2 separate regions of the Mus musculus genome follow, and region 2 is linked to region 1. The links are chromatin loops, found by intact Hi-C in ENCODE. Cell type or tissue: left cerebral cortex. All regions are shown on one strand. Each heading gives the region's core, and the rest is flanking DNA. Links, peaks and the distances in the headings are about the cores only. Region 1 holds the start of F630040K05Rik (RIKEN cDNA F630040K05 gene). Region 2 has its middle 19 kb from the start of Gm41584.

Region 1 (2,902 bases), core at 120-2,619:
CGCGTCGCGTTGTGGCCGAGGACACACCCCCTGGGGCCTGGTTAGGGCTCTGTCCTCCGGCGCCCCTTTCCCCGTTATGGGAATGGCTTCTCGCTGCCGAAATAGCGAAGCTAGCCTTTGGGCTGGGAGCGCACTGGCTCCTAACTTGTAGGGCTGTACGTGCGTGACCTTGGGCAGGGTGCAAACAGAGGTGACAGAGAGGAACCAGTTCTCACCCTAGAGTTCCTGCATCTCTCTAGCTCCCTTCTTTGGTTTTCTCCTGGCTTGCTCTCAAAGGTGATTCCCACCAAACCCAGGGCACCTGCTTTGTTGTATACAAAGCTGCCCCCTGTCTGTTCCGGGCCTGGGTTTGCCTTGGGGTTGAAAAGAAAGGCCTTCTAAGTGAGTGCGTGTGCAGGGGAGAGTTATGGTCCCCCAAGACTCACCAGATTGACAGTGTAGAGTCTTCTTTCCCCAAAGCTTCCTCCCCTCCCCCACTGCTTTCAGAGTAGATTAACTAATTACTTCCAATTAAAGCCGGTAGATCTCTGTACCTCCTGGGCTTCAACACTGCCCCTAGGAGTCTCCCTAGGCTGCCTGGGTCTGAAAGGGACCTGGCCACTTAGGGGGATCAGTGAATCAGTTAAGTAATGCAGGGGGCCACAAAGGAAGCCCACTGGGTCATGTGCTTGACGGGGAGGGCTGCAGACAAGCCTGGCCCTCTGGCTGCAGCATGGAAGTGTGGCCCTGCTTCAGGCCCTAATGGGCCCGGGAAGGTCAGGAGCTGCCGTCTTTGGAGGTAAGTCAGCCGGGTGAAGGTCCTGTGCAGATGCCCAGGGCTAGAGAAGCAACCACCAGAGGATAATCCAGAAGCCACCAGTCCTTGGGGACACTCGTAGCCTCCCTCACCCAGGATGTCCCTCCTCTGCCTTCCAAGTGCTCCACCCTTCACTGGTCTCAGCACTAGCCCAGCCCAGTCCATCCCAGGCCCCACCCTGACCCCACGTGTGGGACGTGAGGGGAAGGATACCTGGCATCAGAGGTAGGGCGATGGGTTGTGACCTAAGTCTCACCTCTGGACAAGCTGGCCTGTCTTGGTCAGGCAAGCTCATGCCAAGATGTGACTCAGGGCCAGGGCCTAATTCTATCTTGAGTTCTGCTGTAGCAGGGATCTGGGCTTGGATCTCTGTGTGTATGTTTCTGGCTTGAGGTGCCCTCTCTCTCTCAGCTCTTAGGTTCTAGGGTTCTGGCTATAGCTGCACCTTCTAGCACGTTGCCCTGGTAGGAGGTGGCAGGAAAGGCTTTCTGGCAGGAATAAGAGTTTCAGGGGCAGAGGGCAACTGAGCTATTCAGGGCAGGAAGTGCCACTTCTGGGGTGTTAAAAGTCTGTTTGCCAGCTTGCTTAACCCCTAGGTCCATATAAAGCGGGTCACAACTTCCTCACATCTAGGGTTGCTTCTTTATGTATGCTCAGGTCAGTGACAGGGCAGCTTAACGTTTTTACTTGTTTCTCTGTCCCTTGTCCCCCTTCTCAGACCTTCCCAAAGATCTGTAGGACTCTGTTCTTTCCTGCATTTCTTTCTGGCCAGCAGAGGGCGCTGCCCAAGGACTGAGGCCACCAGGGAGGTGGGTAGAGAATCCTTCCTTGTGTAGGGCTAGTAAGTCCGGTCTCCCTGGCCTGTCCTCCCCACCCCCCCAGCTGCCCCCCAGGAAGTTTGCCTTTCTTTTTGATGATTTAGACTTAACCTGTCAGAGGGTTCGAAGTTAGACAACAGGATGAACCCAGGTGGCTTTGGGCAGGAAAAAGAGCTTGAGGGACAGAGATGCCTCTCCCAACATCTTAAATGGGGAAGGCGCACTGGAGATGGCCGGCTTTCCTTCCCTGACCTTGGAAGAAGGGTTGGGAGGGGCTGCATAGACTAGCTGGTGTCCCACCCTGTGGGAGGGACTGCTGTGGACATCTGGGCTACATCTGGGATCCTGGCAAGACAGCTCATGGGTTATAGGATTCAGCCCCTGGTGGTCTCTCATTAGGCTCCCGGGGAACCCTTTATAAACAGGTACACACCTGCTACAATGACCTGTAGTTGTAACACCACCAAATTCGGGCCGACTCAGTTATCCTGGGCAGCAGCAGGCTCCACTAGATCTTTCTGTCTCTGGTTGGGGCAGGGGTGGGGGTGGGAGCTGATACTGGCCTTATGTCCTGGGGTCCATTCTGCCCTCCAGGTGGGTAGGAGGGAGGATTGAGTGTGGCCTCAGCACCTTTCAGAAACTCTGCCTCATGGTAGGCCGAGTGGGGAAGGGGTTACAGTTGGGTCGATTCACACAAAAGCTCGACAATGTGGTTGGGACAGAAAGCGAGGGAGGGGACAGCAGGGGCTATTCTTTCCTGCGTCTAAGGGTCTGGGGTCTGCGTGGGGAACAACACAGAGGGGGTTAAAATAAAACCAAACAAAAAACCCCCAACCAACCTCTGCATCCGCTCCCTGCCAGGAATCCCGGGAAGGGAGCAGGAGGATGGCCAAAATGGCCTTGCAGAAAGGAGTTGGAGGGGGAGGGGGAGACGGGCCGAGAGCGGAGCCCACCCGGACTGTCCCCCTGGTCGGCCCACTCGGGGGGCCCGGCCCCTCTTCCCAGCCCCTTCCCCGCCGGCGCGGCGCGGCGCGGCCCCTCCCCCAGGCCGAGCGCCGCCTCCCCCTCCCCTCCTCCCCCTCCCATCCCGCGCTGCAGCTGCTGCCGACGGCCCATTCTGCACGTAGCGAATGGAGGAGCAGCACAAGGGAGGCCTCGAGTGCGCGCGCGCGGGAGCCCGGGGCCGCGCGGGCGGGGGAGCGGAGAAGTGAGCGCGTGCGCGGCGTCGCGCCGCGTCCCGGAGCGCGCGCGCGCCAAGTTCCGGAGCGCGCGGTTTGTCCGCGCGCGG
Region 2 (2,902 bases), core at 111-2,610, 170 kb after region 1:
CCAAGGCATCCCAATCTAAGGACGGAGAAAGCTGAGTGCCACAGCCTCTTCTTGCCAGCCTTCACCCGCCTCTCTGGGGAAAGGATGTTCAGGACAGGCTGCTGGTATTTTTAGTCAGGCCTCTTGCAGTCCAGTGCTCTGGGGGTAAAAATAGCTGGGGTGGAAGGCACTGCGCTAACTCTGCCGCTCTCTGCCCCCACCTCCACCCTGGACCAGGCGCCTCCCGGTCTTGGAGCCACGGCTTTCCACTGCCTGACCCTGGCTCTACCCCATCTCTGAGGTCTCAGTGGCCAAGAAAGAATGCTCTGGTCTGATATGTCTTGCCTTGGCCAGCCCACGAGAGCCAAGCTCTCCATTTTACAGATAAATATACTGAGACCAGCTAGAAGAAGCCTGCTAGGAAGCAGAGGGCCAAAGAATCCCGTGTCCACTCAACCCCACCCTCTCCAGGCCCGTTTATCCCTGCCTTCTCAGCCGATGCCTCTCACTCATAGCGGGAAGAGTCCCAAGGGATGCCCGCTCTCATAAGCACAGAGGCAGAAGGGGACCAAGGACTGGAAATCGTGCAATGTACACTCAGCTCTTGGTCTGTGGTTTGTTGGCTGTGGGATTGGGACAAGTCACCTTCTGCTCCGAGCTGCAATTTGTCTATAAAACCAAGGAGCTGGCCAAGACCAGCTCTTGTGAGTTTTTGCCTGTTTTTTTTTTCTTCTTCTTCTTTTCTTTTTTTCTTTTTCTCAATACTCTGAACCTCTGATTGTCTTACGTCTATCTCCAGTGCTGGGATTAAAGACTCGTGTTCCCACACCCAGTTTGCTTAGCGCTGAGGATCCAACCCAGGCCTTCTTGCACACTGAATAAGAAAGAGATCTCTCAACTGAGCAGCGAGAGCTCTACCACCCAGCCAGCCCCCGCCCCCACCGTCTTTCTGAATCAATGAACTGGATCCTGGAAGCTTTCCTCATCTTTATCTATTACATCAGCCCTGCCACCTTCCTTGGAACCTGCCAGAGAGACTCTGGGTTCTCAGACTCCATGGGGACACCCATTAGGGATAATCTGTGACTGGTGCTGCCTCTCAGGCAAACTTCCTCCAGTTCCAGGCTCGCTTCTAAGTGTCTCCCATCTGCTGGGGCACCTTCTTAAGGAATGCTTGCTAATTTTAACACTAGCTGAAGCCAGATTTAAGTAAATATGCTAGCAAAAATAAATCCTACAAGTGAGTTGAAGGCAAAATGTACTAGGCTCGAGGCTGCCTGAAGCCTGTCGCTCCCTGCTACTCTGACTGTGTGAAGTTACCCTGCATGGAAGTCCCTGAATGCACCCTCTGGCCAGTAACCTCTTAAAGCCCAGCCTGCTCTACCTCGTGTGTGTGTGTGTGTGTGTGTGTGTGTGTGTGTGTGTGTGTGTACTCACACATGCACATGTGCATGCACATACATGCACGTGAGCGTATGTGCATGTGGAGACCAGAAGTTCATATCAAGTGTCTTCCCCAATCACTCTATACTTTATAGTATTGAGTCAAGGTCTCTCACTGAACTTGGAGTTCTCTGATTAGCTAGACTGGCTGGCTGCAAGCTCCAGGTCTCCTCCTGTCTCTGTTCCCCTCCATGCTGGGATTATAGGAACATACAGCCACACACAGCTTTTTACGTGGGTGCTAAGGCCCTAAACCCAGGCCCACTACCTCTCCTGTGCCTCCAGCCTCACCTCTAAATGCCTCCCTGTGGGGACTAAATTTCAACATGAGTTTGGCGTGGATGCTTAAGCAACAGCAGCCCCCAACTACTTTGGTCACTGCAAATCACCTGCTTGTAACACATGTCAGGCATGGCCTTCCTTGGACCTAAGAGTTCAACCCTTAAACTCAACCAGAATTATCTGAGGGTTATAAGCTCCCAACTCTCAGAGCAAAGGCCTGGGTTGGGAGGCCACAACCCCAGAACCAGTTAAGATGTTCAACCAGTGACTCTCATCTCCCTCGCCTGTCCAGTCTTCTGGAACACAAATATTAAGTGTGTGCATGTATCCATGCATGCAGGCAGACATATGTGTCTGGCATACTTGTATCATGTGGTTTCTCTGGGCACCTCCAGCATGGGTTCCTAGCCCTGATGAGCCTGCAATGTTAAGGGCGTCCCACCCAGCTCTTCCCAATACTACAAACATGCTTCTGCAGATCTCACCTGGTCCCATGTTGAGTCACAGCCTCCGACTCAAGTGTCAGATCTCTGCCCTTAGCTGGCACTTTCTCAAAAGTGCTTGGAAACACACATTATCTCGGCCACGGACAGCTCCTCATTAGTAAAATGGGCAAACGGATCAGCACTAAATAAAGGCAGCATATTTGATAGACAAAACACAGATCCCAGGCAGGGACACTAATCCTGGAAGTCCCCGGGGCCATGGGAATGGTAGGCCCGGATCAAGGACTCAGAGAGCTGTGAGTCAGAGCTAGGCAGGCTCGGGAGCAGCAGAGAGACCATGGAAGGAGAGTGCACTGTGAGATGGTGTTGCTCCCCATGTGATGCTAAGAACTACTCACTCCCCTCGGGGAGGAGGGTGGGTCCAGGGAACTCCCAGGAGAGTGTCTTCTCTTGTTGTTCCCACTTCTGGAAGCCAGAGGCACAGCTGTCCACTTGACCTGGCACAAAGGTGCAGGAGGACTACACTGATCTTTCAGTGGTTAAGGGCACTGTTGCCCTTGCCGAGGACCAGAAGCCAGCTCCCAACACTCACATGGGGGCTGTGACTGTCTGGACCTCCAGCCCCAAGGAAGCTGATGCCTTTGGTCTTCTCCTACATCTGTGCTCAAAAGCACATATCCACAGAAAGACAAATGTGCATGTACGCACATACGTGCCAGTGTGTGAGCACACTCATACACACACACACACAC

The links. A loop is a pair of places that touch in the nucleus more often than their neighbours do. Peaks named below come from ENCODE experiments on the same cell type or tissue, not always from the same donor. Only the 100,000 strongest peaks of a DNase experiment are listed, where the experiment ranks them.
Region 2: a loop joins it to region 1, with 2.9 times the contacts of the local background. A loop is called at or near these places in 2 of 42 quality-filtered maps.

What each region holds. Positions count from the first base shown.
Region 1 is chr17:45,734,069-45,736,970 of GRCm38, forward strand. F630040K05Rik (RIKEN cDNA F630040K05 gene) reads left to right here and starts at 438. Exons shown (of 5, transcript NR_152153.1): 1 at 438-778. It also overlaps a transcript of 1600014C23Rik not described here. In left cerebral cortex, for the core only: a CTCF peak has its summit at 1,567 (motif pointing right); DNase peaks (open chromatin) are centred at 1,578 and 2,422; H3K4me3 peaks cover 983 bases; H3K27ac peaks cover 2,065 bases.
Region 2 is chr17:45,903,336-45,906,237 of GRCm38, forward strand. No RefSeq gene overlaps it. Among named protein-coding and RNA genes, the nearest start is that of Gm41584, 19 kb to the left of the region's middle. In left cerebral cortex, for the core only: no CTCF peak of the experiment used is centred there; a DNase peak (open chromatin) is centred at 1,129.